Linked DNA regions of Homo sapiens: region 2 is linked to region 1. A link is a contact called in ENCODE Hi-C or POLR2A ChIA-PET data. All regions are on one chromosome and are shown on one strand. Each heading gives the region's core, a stretch centred on a gene start or an enhancer-like site at or near the end of the contact. The rest is flanking DNA. Distances are from core to core; before and after follow the strand shown. Region 1 holds the start of LINC02552 (long intergenic non-protein coding RNA 2552). Region 2 has its middle 160 kb from the start of LINC02552.

Region 1 (7,738 bases), core at 3,901-6,400:
AGGAATTTTAATAGTTTTAAGTTTTTTGTACATGATGCAAGGTATAGATTAAAGTTCTTTTATTTTTTCGCATGTGAATATACAATTGATCCAACATCGTTTTCGTAAAAGACTATTCTGTCTTCACTGAATTGTCTTTGTACTTTTGTTGAAAATCAATTTCTGGATTCTTCAATGTGTTCCATTTATCCATTTGCCTATCTTGATGCCAATATCATACTTTCTTGATTAATGCAGCTTTTATAGTATGCATTGAAGTCAGCTTGTGTAAGTCATTCAGCTATGTTCTTTTTCAAAGTTATTTGAGCTATTCTAAGTTCTTTGAATTTCCATATGAATATTAGAATTAGATTGTCAGCCTCTATGAAACAAACTACTGGGATTTGACTGAAATTGGATTGAATATGGATCAATTTGTGAATTGCTATTTTAACAATATTGAGTCTTCTCATCTTCAAATACAGACTGTCTCTCTATTTATTTATATTTCATTTAATTTCTCTCATTAATGCTTTATATTGTTTACATTTTTCATTATATTTATCAGTTTTTTATGTATATTATTACAAATACTATTTTTATTTCACATTGTTTATTGTTAGTATATAGAAATACAATTTATTTATTGTATATAAAGTTTGCGCCTTGCAAACTTGCAAAGCTCACTTATTATTTCTAATAGTTTTTTTGTAGATGTCAGTTAATTTTCTACATAGATGATCATGTCTGGAAATAAAATGTTTGATTGTTTCCCAGCTGGGTGCAGTGACTCAAGCCTGTCATCCCAGCACTTTGGGAGCCCAAGGTGGGCAGATCATTGGAGGTCGAGAGTTCAAGACCAGCCTGTTCAACATGGTGAAACCCCGTCTCTACTAAAAATACAAAAATTTGCAGCGCATGATAGTACATGCCTGTAATCCCAGCTACTCAGGAGGCTGAGGCAGGAGAATTGCTTGAACTCGGGGGCGGGGGTTGCAGTGAGCCCAGATTGCACCACTGCACTCCGGCCTGGGTGACAGAGTTAGACTCTGTCTCAAAAAAAAAATCAAAACCACAATGAGATACTACCTCACACCAGTTAGAAAGGCAATCATTAAAAAGTCAGGAAACAACAGATGCTGGAGAGGATGTGGATAAATAGGAACACTTTTACACTGTTGGTGGGAGTGTAAATTAGTTCAACCATTGTGGAAGACAGTGTGGCAATTCCTCAAGGATCTAGAACCAGAAATATCATTTGACCCAGCAATCCTATTACTGGGTATGTACCCAAAGGATTATAAATCATTCTATTATAAAGACACATGCACACATATGTTTATTGCAGGACTATTCACAATAGCAAAGACTCGCAACCAACCCAAATGCCCATCAATAATAGACTGTATCAAAAAAATGTGAGACATACACCATGGAATACTATGCAGCCATAAAAAAGGGTGAGTTCATGTCCTCTGCAGGGACATGGATGAAGCTGGAAGCCATCATTCTCAGCAAACTATCACAGGAACAGAAAACCAAACACTGCATGTTCTCACTCATAAGTGAGAGTTGAACAATGAGAACACATGGACACAGGGAAGGGAACATCACACACCAGGTTCCGTCAGTGGGTAGGGGGCTAGGGGAGGGATAGCATTAGGAGAAATACCCAATGTAGATGATGGTTGATGGGTGCTGCAAATCACCATAGCACGGTATGCCTGCGTAACAAACCTTCACGTTCTGCACATCTATCCCAGAACTTAAATTATAATAATAATAAATTACTTGTTTTCCAATTTGAATGTATTTTATTTATTTTTCTTGCCTTAGTGCACTAACTAGATCCTCCTGTACAATGTTGAAAAGAGCAAATGAAGTTTTCTTGTTCCTTACCTTAGGAGAAAAGCATTTAACCCATAACACAAATATGATATTGTATGTAGGTTTTTATAAGTTCCTGTCTTTTTCTAATGTGCTGAGAGTTTTTATCAGAAATAGATGTTAAATCCGATTGTCTTAGTTTTTTTCTGCATCTATTTAGATTACTGTATATTTTTTCTTTTTAATCTGTTAACATGGTAAATTATATTGATAAATTTCAAATGTTAAACCACTTTTGCATTTTATGGGATAATACATATTTGGTAATGATGCGTTATGCTTTTTCCATATTGTTGGATTCTGTTTTTTTTTTTACATTTAGTTAAGAATTATTATATCTTATGTTCATGCAAAATATCGGTCTCTGATTTTATTTTATTTTATTTATTTTTGAGACGAATTTCACTCTTGTTACCCAGGCTGGAGTGCAATAGTGCGATCTCAGCTCACTTCAATCTCCGCCTCCTGGGTTCAAGTGATTCTTCTGCCTCAGCCTCCGGAGTAGCAGGGATTAAAAGCGCGTGCCACCATACCTGGCTAATTTTTGTATTTTTAGTAGAGATGGGATTTCACCATGCTGGCCAAGATATTCTTGATCTCCTGACCTTGTGATCCACCTGCCTCGGCCTCCCAAAGTGCTGGGATTATAGGCGTGAGCCACCGTGTCCAGCCGGTTTTCTTTTCTTAAAATGCTTTTTTTGTTTGTTTGTTTTAGTGTCAGAGTAATGCTAGCATCATTAACTGATTAGGAAAGTATTCCATACTTTTCAATTTTTGGAAGAGTTTGTATAGAATTAGCATAACTTTTTCTATCAATTATTGAGAGTGGGATATTGAAACCTTAAACTATTTTTTGAATATGTGTCTCCTTGCAGCTTTATCTATTTTCGTTTCATGTATTTTGAAGCTCTGTTACTACTTGCATAAATACTTCACAATGCTATATCCTCTTGATGAACTGACCCTTCTGGATGGTGAAGAAAAATAAAATATTCTTGGCCTAACCTGAGCTCCAAGAATTGTTCCCCTTAGTCCTTCCAGAGGTTCATTCTTCAGTTTCGAGTAGATTTCACCCACACGTGTGCAGATGAGTTCTCTCCTGAAACACTTGAGAAAGACCTGATAGAAATTGCCAGAGTTTTCTCCCCATGCAGCTCTCCCCTCGCTCATGCTCTGTGAACCCTAGCTGCTTTTGTCTGGGAACTCTCAGCTGTCTCCTCAACTCTACAAGAATGCCAGACGCTGCCTGTGTTTCTTATGGCTCACCTAGGTCTAGGAGATTTAACTGATTACTTAATCTTTTATCTAAAACAAACCATACTAATTTGTACAAATACCTTTAATTCTGTGTGAAATTATTTTTATATTCTTTATTTAAGAAAATGTGATGTTGTATCTCTGTCTTAAATCATCAAAAATATAATGACAGAAAAATTAAAAGAAAGAATAACAGAGGAAACATATGGATAACACTTGAATTAATTCACCATTCCAGTGTCAGGAAGATAGTTTCTGCAAACATTTAAAAAATCTATGTATTCTGACGAGTTGATGTCTTGTGATGGTTTTACAAGAAGAATCAAATATAAATATCATGTTGTAAAAGATTAATATGCATGCATCTGCTTTAAATAGAACAAGGCTAAAGAACATTTTGTTCTTGTTACTGCTTCTCAATAAGTTTGGTAGTTCAGTTTAACTCAGGTAAGCTTTCTAAATGTCTAGCATCTTGTCCAAGCTCATAACAAAGATGTTCAAATGCCTTGGCACCCTCCTATTATTATTCCTTCCTGCTCTCCTCATAACCTTTTATTTTCTCATTTTTCATTTAACCATTCCTGGACCTCACTCTCATCTTGCAATATCTAATAAGCCTTTACTAAGGACTGAACATGTGAGGGCCAGATTTGTGAACTGGACTTTTCTCTCTGTAGATTTTTCAATTAGGTTTTCACAATGCCCTAGTTTCACTGAGTCAGTAAAACTCCCAGATGTTTCCATTCTTTATGTATCTCTCCTTGTATCCCTCATCTCTGTCATAATTTTAGAGACCCTCTTGACATTTAAAAAATTTGGAAACAACAGTTTCTTATTTCTGCCTAAGAAGACTTAAGATATTTCTGTAAAGATTTGGTTGGACACATATAGACATTTATTCCAAATTAAATCAGTGGTCTTCTTCAGATTGAGTTCCAAGCTGTAAACTTCAAAGGATAAGTTCTGCTTTACTAACTGTAATGCCAAACCAATTATTTTATAAAAACAATTAAATTGTCATGAACATAAGATTTCATATCCTGAAAGAATAGGAATAAGTTCTATTTTCACAATTAGTTTTCTATGTATAGTCCTCAACCACAATGCCTGTGAACCACCATCCTGGGAAATAAACTTTTCTTGAGATCTCAAAGCAAATGAAGACAAGTAACCAGCATGGCACAAATGCTTCTCTGCTACTACGTGGATTCTTTTATAGACACTGATTATATATTAAGATATTAATTTTATCCATTTACACTCATCAAAAAAGAAATATATGGTCCACATACTTAAATTCAACTTCTTTCTTAGAGGCAATGGACTAAGTACAATCACAAGCAATAGACAAACATCATAACTTTAATTTTTGGCTGTAAAAATGGAATAAAAACAGTAATTGTATTCATCATCGCTTGATGAAGTCTTTAAAATGTTACTTTTATTCTAGGAAGAATGTAGGCAACCTCTAAAGGGTTGATGTGGCAAGAAAGACACTGATATTTTTTCTGGGAAAAAAATACCTTGGCTCTGAACGAAAAAGAATATTGCTGAAATTATAGTTAGGAGCCTAGTTCTCCTATTGTTAGAGCTCTTTTAGGACATTTTATGATATTTTCTACAAGCACAGGACTGTGGCTATTTAGCTTGGTTTCTATTATGCCTTTCTTGGCATCATGTAGGATAACTAGCACATCTTATAGGACACCAGTGAAAGACAAAATAGACAACACAAAAATCGTATGGCATTCCTCAAACTGTTTTATGTGAAAAAGAAAGGCTGTCTTATACTATTCAAATCCCTAGACGAATATGTCAAAATAAGAGTACGAGAGGAAGGGGTTATTTCAAGGATATCCCACATATAGACAACATGGTGCATTGTGACATCGTTATATAAATATTAATAGTGCCAGAATACTAATCCCTTCATCGGGGAGGAAATATTCTAAATTCACTTACCTCTTGCAGCACTTTCCTACATAGTACTGTAGACACAGCCCATTGGCATCCTAGAGATGGCATTCTGAAGAGAAAGCAGGATCTCAACTCCTCTCAAGGTGTTCCTCCCTCCCTTGAAGGTCAGGATGTCTTGTGCTGGCACATCCTTTGGTGGGTCAGTAGATGGCAGTGTGTCTGAATCTAGTATGTATGGTAGGGGAAAGCTTTTTAGCATTTCCCAAGAAAATGAAGGTTTTGAAAGCTGTGAGGCAGCATGGGGCCTAGTGCATGGGCCAGAAGACTTGATCTTTATTTCTGGCTCAACTCCTGAATACATTTACTTGAGTAAATGGACACCAGCCACTTAACTTTTGTGTTCTTTGCTTTCTTGAACTTGAAATTAGACAAAATACTCTGCCTCTTCCCATCTCCCTCACAAGGACCCTGTGAGTTTAATCAGACTTCAGATTAGTTTCCGTTCTTTGAAGAAAAGACTCCTTATGAATTTGCTATGCTATTTATAATGTCAGTGGCAAAATTGATCTGGGTTGTTCTTCTGGGACTTGAAGTAAATAAACACAGAGGCATTTGGCAAGAAGGATCTTCTGTATTTCTGTGCCATAAAATGTTGGTGTATTTTGGTTTTAAGTAGCAGCACTGGATCTCAGGATGCAAAATTATTCTTGTTACTTGGAATTAAAATAACTTCCTCCATTCCATGGAACTTGACAATTACGGAAGGAAGCCAATAGGCCTCTGGCACCTTCCCAATTTAAATTTAAACTGTTCACTGCAAGTACAGATTCAATCAGATACAATCATTTTCACTTTTCCCTGCTATTAAACATAAGAATTTTCACTTCAGCATTTTACTACAAAGGTGGCACTCTGATAAATGTTAAATGAAATGGTAAGTAGGAAATACCATTGAAGGGTTGAAAGATGATTCTTTTTCCCAACAAGATCCAGCTGTGCATGAATTCACTGGAAGTTAGAATAGTTAGAATCCTCAACCAAAACATACCTTCAGCTGCATGGCACCAAAATGGGTCATGACAAGATCATGTTGGGGCAAAACAAACTTTAACATCTCACCTGTCAACCTGGCTCTGGTCACGATCAAAGCTAAGCTTCTTTGAAGAAGCCTTGCTACTTTGAGGCTGGTAACAAGGATCAAAAAGGGATACAATAAATAATACTATTTCTGGACAGGTAGATTCTGATAGGGAGGTCTAGCGTATTTCTAATACAGATGCCTACCTCATCTGGTCTTCTTGGAAACAAAAAATTATATTGTGTAGGATAGCCAGAAATCTACCTGCTATATAAAAAGATAAAATTGTAAAATGAAATGGATGTCATGTTTGAACACATGCCATACCATCATTTTTAGGTAGCAGCCTTTCAGGATATAGACAAATATATTTGGGATGGTTTCTGGGTGTATAATCCATTGGAAAAGCTATTTTAATATAAAAATTCACTGTCAAAATATTAATAAACAACTAGTCTTTTTTCAAATCTCTTGTGCAATAAACATAGATTCAAGACAAGTGATTTTTGTCGTGTCATCTTATTTGTAAGACATGTCTCTCTAGTTGGATAGTGATTGGCTTGTTGGTTTGAACGTCAGGAGGTTAAAATCTTAATTTAAATATGCATTAGTATTAAAATATGTTCAAGAGAATGTCACATCAACCTCAACCTCAAAGTACCAATTATGTTGTTTGGGTTCCACATTTGACACTGTTCTGACTAAACTGATATCCCCCGTTCAGAATTTCTAAAAATGCCTCAGATCTCAGTTTCATAATACATTCTATGTAAAGTAGAAACATTAAGAAAAACTGAATTATAGAAACATAATTTCATAGTTTCAAGGACATAGAAGTCAAAGCATACTGCTTGAAGCTAATGAACAATTATAAAGATGTAGAAGCCAGCACATTATTAGCATTAGGTTAGAAGAAATAGACAATTCTGTAACCACTCAACAGGATGGATTCAAAACAAAGAAATTGTTAAGTTTGGAGTTTAATTATAAACACTAATTTGTAACTTGGATGAGAACAGTAACTGTTTTTAATCCTTAGCCAGTGTTTTATTTTTTTCCCTGAAGCCGCTTATTGAAGAAAATAAATGACGCAGGAAAAGCAAGGGGAATAACTAATAACCAACATTTTATGCATATATATGTGTAGAACTTAAGTGAGAAAAAAACTGATGGCACCATAGTCAATTTAAATAAGATAAAACGTATCAATCAAGCAGTCAACCATAAATCTCTAAGAAACAAGAAGCCCATGTACAAATTCACGGAAACATGGTAATTGATCTTTGTTGATAACGTTGAAGCACTTTGTGATTCAGAAAAAAAAACAAATTTGGAAGTTATCGTATACATAATATGGTTTTACACATAATATTATGTATATTTTATTACATTTTATATTTTTAGATATTATTCATACCCAATTTGTGGCAATCCTGTGAATCCGATCATTGGTAAGTTAGAATAGTTCTTTCCAGGTAATTATTTTTAATTTACTATTTTCAAATAATTTTAAACTTTGGTAAAGTGGTTTGCAGAGATAGTTGCTCTGACAGGCTGTAAATCGGTTTAGTAGCTACCTAACAGCATGGAATATAAGAATGTGCTCGGCGTGTTAACTGT
Region 2 (7,516 bases), core at 1,451-3,950, 160 kb after region 1:
GGAAGGGTACGGGATGAGAGATTTTCCGTTGTACAAAGGGAAGGCAGAAGTTAAAGTAGGAAGGCCAAGAAAGAAAGGAAAATCTCCTTCCATGGCGTGAGTGTCGTCTTCCTTTATTTGTGATTCCAGTTATTTAATTACTTCTATTGAGTATTGAACTTTCCATCTAGAGGTATGCAGACAAATCATATTCTCTGCCCTTGGAAATCTGTACAATACTAATGTTTCAAAATATTAATATGTGAGCTTTCTTCTTTCCTTTTCCAAATTTCCATTTTGGTAGGATGATCTCCCCAAAATCGCCTTTAGGTGCATGAGAACCACACCCCAAAATGTCCTTTTTCACTTCTATCAAAAGTTCTCTCTTTTTAACCCGATTATTTCTGAAATGAGCTGAAATCTGTAGCCTAAATATATAAACATAATGATGTGATTTTATAATCAGTTTAGATTAAGTGCAAAACGTATTTAAAATGTAAGAGTGTCACCTGTTCAAGATGCTATCATTAAAGTGGTTGGTTGTTACTTATACATAAGTCCCTTGAGTAGTTAATGCAAGGCCATTCTCAATAATACCCAGAGCTACTCAAATATGATTCATAAAAGAGACAGTCCTTGAATCTCCTCTCCAGGGCAACCTGAGGTAATAGGTAATCACCGTATTCTGTCCTTTTGCTATTACAGCTATCAGAACTGCTTGACAAAATTGCTATCCCTCTCCTAACCAGGTAAGACTAACCCAAAACTCCTTTGGAGAAGAGGAGAAAGGGGAAGTGTTGCTGGCCACCTGGAAACACAAAGTTCTTGACTCCCCACTTGACTCTCATAGGCTGATACTCTAACCCTTATTCTCCATGGGCTAGAGAATCCCTTCTCATCTGCTCATTGAAACTCACAGACAAAAGGTGCCTGCATTTATTTTACTCATAGGTGTCAAGATTCCATTTTCCATGTTGAAGTTATTTCAAGTACCTTTAACCATACTACAAGAAATACAGTAGTATGGAGACCCCATAGGAAATGTATAAATTGCCCTGCCCAAAAACAATACAGTTAAAAGTCAGAACAAAGAAAAGCTGGTGTGAACCCCAAATATCTGAGGGAGGTCTCAGTTAATTTAGAAAGTTTATTTTGACAAAGTGAGGACATGCACACATGACACAGCCTCAGAAGGTCCTGACGACATTTCCCCTAGGTGGTCAGAGCACAGTTTGATTTTATACATTTTCGGGAGACATGAGACATCAATCAACATATGTAATATGAACATTGGTTCCATCTTGAAGCAAAGGAGGGACAACTTGAAGTGGGGAGGGGGCTTCCAGGTCATCGGTAGAAAAGAGACAAATGGTTGCATTATTTTGAGTTTCTGATTAGCCTCTCCAAAGAAGGCAATCAGATATGCATTTATCTCAGTGAGCAGAGGGGCGACTTTGTATAGAATATGAGGCAGGTTTGCCCTAAACAGTTCCTAGCTTGATTTTCCCTTTAGCTTAGTGATTTTGGGGCCCCAAGATTTATTTTCTTTTCAAACAAGATTCTCTAATTCTAGTTTATTTGTTAGATCCTATGTATTTGGCTATTCTCATCTCTTGTACAAGTGAGGTTCACTAGTCCGAACCTCTTTACTTTCCATTTTGGCGTCTTTTGGCAAGGTCACACTGAGTTTATACAGTGTACCTGTGTCTAGGTTCATGGCTTTCCAAGTATGCCATCATAAAATAGCTTGTACTATTTTACTGGGAAATTAAACCCAGGACTATAAATCAAATTCTTTGTTGCTCTTCCTGGATCATTTTTGCTTTTTTTTTTTTTTTTTTTTTTTTGTGAGACAGAGTCTTGCTCTGTTGCCCAGGCTGGAGTACAGTGGCACGATCTTGGCTCACTGCAACCTCCACCTTCCAGGTTTGAGCAATTCTCCTGTCTTAGCCTTCTGAGTAGCTGGGACTGCAGGCATGAGCCACCACACCCATCTAATTTTTGTACTTTTAGTAGAGACAGGGTTTCACCATGTTGCCCAGGCTTGTCTCGAACACCTGATCTCAGGTGATTCACCCACCTCAGACTCCCAAAGTGCTGGGATTATAGGCGTGAGCCACCACACCTGACCTTCTTTATTTGACATCATATGTGATTCCAGCTCAAATTAAATTGAGAATTAAAACAGATAGTGAATGTAGCCCTTTATATAGAAAAACAAAGTTCAAGTCTCTATAGTTGTAGCTAACAAGCAGTTGAAATGTCAGTCTGCTTTTTCCTGAGCAATTATGATGTAACTAAGGCACTAAATCTGCCGTATTTGTGGTGGTAGAGGCAGGAGAAGTCATTGAAATGCATCTTTAGTTATGAATCTCATTGTAAAAAGTTGTTTTTGTTCTTCCTTAGACTCTGTCTTTAAATATGTAAAAAGGCTGTAGTTAGCCCATGTTGTTGTCATGGGATCCATAATTTAGCTAGAGCTCACCAGTAGTAAGGGACACAATATGGCTCAGGAAGTACTAGTAGAAACAGAACAGGACTCATGGAGGAGAAAAAGCTGTATGGGTGGACTAGGACATCGGCCTGCACCAGGAGAAGAAAGACAACACCAACTGCAGGGTTTGGGCAAGACAAATAATGTCCTTGTGCAGTTTGCTAGTCCATGTATAAGATTTTCTGTAAGAACTGAGCAAATAGAGGAATCCATGACACTTACTGCTTGCCTATTTCCTGGGTGACGTTTGTTGTGTACATGCTGCCTGTTGCTTTTCAAAGCAAACCAGAAAAGTGAGGATGTTTGCCAAGAACAAAGGTGTGATGGACTTCTTTGGAAATGCTTCCTGGAGAAGAGTTATTTACTGTTAGTGGTTACGTCCATTCCTCCCCTATTGCAGTCTGTTCTGTTGAGGGTTGGCAGGATACAAACAAAGTCTATGATTCTTTCCTCTCTTCAATGTTCCATTCCTGGAGAGGAAACTACTAAGGAGAGAAAGGGGCAGAGTTGGCCACTCGAATAAAGCTGAATGAATACCAAAAATGTTATCCTAATGACCATAATCATTTTTCATTTTAACATAACAGAGACTTTGAATCCACGGGAAATTATCCTAGGTAACAACGTGACTACTAACATAACATTTACAATAGTGTTCAACGATTTATTACCATATGCTTGGATATTATTGGCATGGCATTTATAACAAAAAAAACTTTCTCTGCTTACTCTTTTGTGTTCAGGGACAATGCTATTACATTCAAATATTTAATTATGTCTGTTTCTCTTAGGCTGAGCTACATCGCGGAAAAATATACTCTAGCAAGAACACTGACTATTCTATTTGCACTGCCTATTCTGCTATGCAGAAGCCATGGGCCTACTGCTGAGTGATATATTTATATCTTAGATAAAATAATAGTTGCTTTCTCACAAGCAACACAATTACTTTGCTTACATAGGGAGATGGAGAAAAACAAAACTAACAAAGAATGCTTCGTGGAGATTAAAAGACTGTTTAAACCAAAGAGCATGTGCATTTCAATTTATATGGTGAACGAGTAGGAAAGAATTATTACTGGGAGAAAAACAACACATCTGATTATGGAGCACACTTGAAAATATGAACAATACTCTGTTCATGAGCATAAGTATGAAGTGCTGGGGTTAGCATCCGGCTGATCAAAAGCATCTTGCAAAGCGAAGAGGAAGTGCTCATTATTCAATGACTTCCAGGCTTTCACACAACTGTAGTAACTTTGTTTACAAAGTCATCTGATTTTAATTGAAAAAGATCTTGAGATGCTCAGAGATGTATAGAGATGACAGATTAATGGCCTTCTCACACAGCCTAATATTCCTGCAAATCCTTAAAACTGCATCTTGTGAAACTAATATGAGAAAAGGGTATGGCTTTCCACATTCCTGCCAGCTTAGGTTATCCATCTGACTGGCGTATGACTTGCAGCTGGATTATGACTAAAGCAGGGACAGATGACTAATATGAGCTGCTGCTTCTAGAAATCAGTAGAACGCGTCCTAATTCAATCACGCCCACTCAGTATTATCTCTCCCTCTAAACTTCTCTTTGTATGCACTTTTAAATATCTGTTATTTTTTCATTTGTCTCATATGGGAGGTTAATGAGAATTACATAAACTGATAATGACTTTTCTTTAAGTATTAAACACACTATTAATAGGCTAGAGAAATGACACAAATCATGCAAATAAGTAAATAAAAAGCTGAATCTGCAGAATAAAATGTTAGCAATAGATCACATTCAAGTTGCTGGTAATTAAATATTGTGAGCCTAAAATAAGTATCTCTGTTGCCAAAGAACATGCTTTCAATATAATTTTCCTTTTATCTTCTGAAGACCATATTATTTTATTATACTTTCAACATTCTTTATTTTTGGTGGTATATAAATAATCTATAAAGAATCTGCATTAATATGGTTTATACCATCAAAATTATCACTTACAACTGACAGAATTTTAAACCCCAAATGAAACTATTTAGAAACCTAACCATAAATATATAATACCCTGTCATTTTTTTCAGCCTTATTTTTCTTTCTTTCTTTCTTTTTTTTTTTTCTTTTTTTTTTAGACAGAGTCTTGCTCTGTCACAAAGGCTGGAGTGCAATGGCACAATCATGGCTCACTGCAACCTCTGCCTCCCGGGTTCAAGTGATTCCCCTGCCTCAGCCTCCCAAGTAGCTGGCATTACTGGTGCCCGCCACCACACCTGGCTAATTTTTGTATTTTTAGTAGAGACAGAATGTCACCATATTGGTCAGGCTGGTCTTGAACTCCAGACCTCAGGTCTGGAGACCTGCCTCGGCCTCCCAAAGTTCTGGGATTACCAGCATGAGCCATCGCACCCGGCCTCAGCCTTACTTTCCTTAAGTAATAATCAGTGAAATCACTCATTCAAGATGCCAATATATATGAATACATTTTTCTGCACACACACACATACATACACACACACACACACACACACACACACACACACACACAAGTGAATTAGAAGATGGCTCAATATAAAATGTCCCAAACAAATCAGAGAATGTTAAGAGATGGATGAAACAGAATAGAGTGTAAGACACAAATAGAACATGCTTACAATGTTTAATCTATGCACTGTTGCAGTCCCAGAAAGAAAAAAAAAATAAGCCAATGGATCAAAATTAATATTTGAAGAGACATAACACAAAAATTTTGTAGGCCCGGGTGCAGGGGCTCACGCCTGTAATCCCAACACTTTGGGAAGCCGAGGCAAGTGGATCACCTGAAGTCAGGAGTTCAAGACAAGCCTGGCCAATATGGTGAAACCCCATCTCTACTAAAAGTACAAAATATTAGCTGAGCATGGTGGCGGGCATCTGTAATCCCAGCTACTCAGGAGGCTGAGGTAGGAGAATAACTTAATAACTTCAACCTGGGGGGCAGAGGTTGCAGTGAGCAGAGATCCTACTATTGCACTTCAGCCAGGGCGACAGAGGAGACTCTGTCTCAGAAAAAAAAAAAAAAAAAAAAAGAAAAGAAAAATTAATGATTAACATATATATTTGAGAAGTGAAACAAATTGCCAACAAAATAAATACAAGTGAATCTACACCAAGTCACATCATAGTAATACTGCTGAAAAACAAAGACAAAGAAAAAAGACCAAAATCAGCCTGAGGGAAAGCAAAAACACAGTACATTGAAAGGGCAAGAGTGAGAGTGACATATGACTTCTCCATAAAAACTCTCAAAGCAAGAAGGCAAACGAATGGGATCTTAACAGAGCTGAAGGAAAACAACTACTAGAAAAGTATTGTTATACTTAGTGAATATATTCTTTAAAAATAAGGTAAAATAAAGATTTTTCAGACAAAGGCTGAGAAAGTTTATCTCAGCAGACTTCCACTATAAGAAAAAGATAAAAGGGAAGATTTCATCAGGCAGGAGAAAATTTACCCAAATAATTAAAATATAACTAAAAATTTTAAAATTTAGTTAACTTTAAATTGTATGGATGATTAAAATGAAGGATGATTACCAAACAACATAGGTAAAAGGTGATAAATGCAGTATAAAGTTTAGATTATTGCACTAGTATCAGAATTAGAGTGTAATGGGTTAAAGATGAATATTATAGTCTCTAGTGTAACAATTAAAGAGTAGTTAAAATATGGATTTCTAACAAGTTACTTGTAGAACTTGATAAGAATGAATGATAAAATTATCCAATCTATTCAAAAGAAAGCAGCAGTCAAAGAAGATAGAACAGCATACAGATGGACCAAATACAAAAAGTTATATAGTGGTAGATTAAAACCACCCATATCAGTAATTATATTAACTATAAATGGACTAAACTCTCCAAGAAAAAGATTAAATTATTGCATTAGATTTAATGAAAAAGTGCTGCTACTTGAAAGAGACAAACATTAAATAAAAGGATGTACAAGGTTTGAAAGAAGGATGGAAATTGATATACCATGTAATTACAAACTAAAAGCTGGGGGGGCCATATTAACCTCAGGAACACTAGATTTTAAAAAAGAAATATTGCTGAAGATAATTAAACATAAGACATACCATAATGGTAATGGGAATGATCCAATAGTAATGTATCAGAATTCTATGTATTTTTCAATAACAGTTTTCAAAATTATAAAGTGAAAAGTGAGATAAATAAGGAGAAATACATAATTATCATGACAGACTTTAAATTACTAATAACTCCAATCTTCAAGGCCAAAGTCTTCAAATCTTTCTCTGCTCCATCTTTATATTACTTTTTCCTCTATGTATGAGCAATCTCCCTCCTTTTTATAGGGATTCATTTAAGACCCAACCAGGTAATCCTGGATAATCTCTCCATCTCAAGATCTTTAAATTAATCGCATCTGCAAAAATCCCTTTTATTATTATTATTGCCATATAAAGTAACATTCACGGGTTCCAAGGATTAGGGTGTGAACATCTTTTGAAGAGCCATTTTTAAGCCTACTACAAGTCCAGTCAGATATCCTTCCCTATCTGATGGACACTTGCTGAGATGACAAATCCAGCTTCCTATAAAGTGCTGATTCTCTTCCTGTAAAGTACTGATACTTGTCATTATGTCCTAGGTCTGATCTTCAACATAGTCAATGCTGTAGCCATAGGAAATGAGTTTCTCTTTAAGCACTGCTAATTGTACCTTGAGTCAGTATTTGTCTGTTTTGGGGCTTTCATTTTCCTTCTTCAGTGCATCAGTTACATCCAACAATAACTAACAATATGACAATACTTATAATTACAACATCCACCTTCTCTGTCCAGTATAGGAGGTATTGCGTATAACAATTTATTTCCTTCCACCCAGAAACATTCCAATTTGTGATGGATGAAAATTTTGGTAATCTCACTGCTCTAGCTCCAGCATAGCACAGTGCATAAACAGTTCACTTACCGCCAATGATGAGGTCATGATACCATCTGACCATAGAGGAATTCAACTCCAGATTCCTGTTTCTCCAGATTCCTTCCTATGATGAAC

What was found. Hi-C counts contacts between places; a loop is a spot of excess contacts on that map. ChIA-PET counts read pairs that join two places held with the same protein, here RNA polymerase II (POLR2A). Pooled maps may share reads with other maps.
Region 2: a map of endothelial cell of umbilical vein shows a loop between it and region 1 (2.2-fold over the local background). The contact joins the enhancer-like site here to the promoter of LINC02552 in region 1. A Hi-C loop is called at or near these places in 3 of 168 maps with a recorded cell type or tissue (PC-3, endothelial cell of umbilical vein and naive thymus-derived CD4-positive, alpha-beta T cell) and 4 of 50 pooled maps. POLR2A ChIA-PET finds 5 or more read pairs at or near these places in 2 of 52 experiments (activated T-cell and naive thymus-derived CD4-positive, alpha-beta T cell).

The regions. Positions count from the first base shown.
Region 1 is chr11:104,604,152-104,611,889 of GRCh38, forward strand. LINC02552 (long intergenic non-protein coding RNA 2552) reads right to left here and starts at 5,151. Exons shown (of 4, transcript NR_120585.1): 1 at 5,086-5,151.
Region 2 is chr11:104,769,216-104,776,731 of GRCh38, forward strand. No RefSeq gene overlaps it. Among named protein-coding and RNA genes, the nearest start is that of LINC02552, 160 kb to the left of the region's middle. Within about 2 kb of position 2,701, at least 4 of the 41 ENCODE cell types and tissues checked have a DNase peak (open chromatin) inside an H3K27ac peak, as active enhancers do; they include endothelial cell of umbilical vein, where a contact is called at or near this core.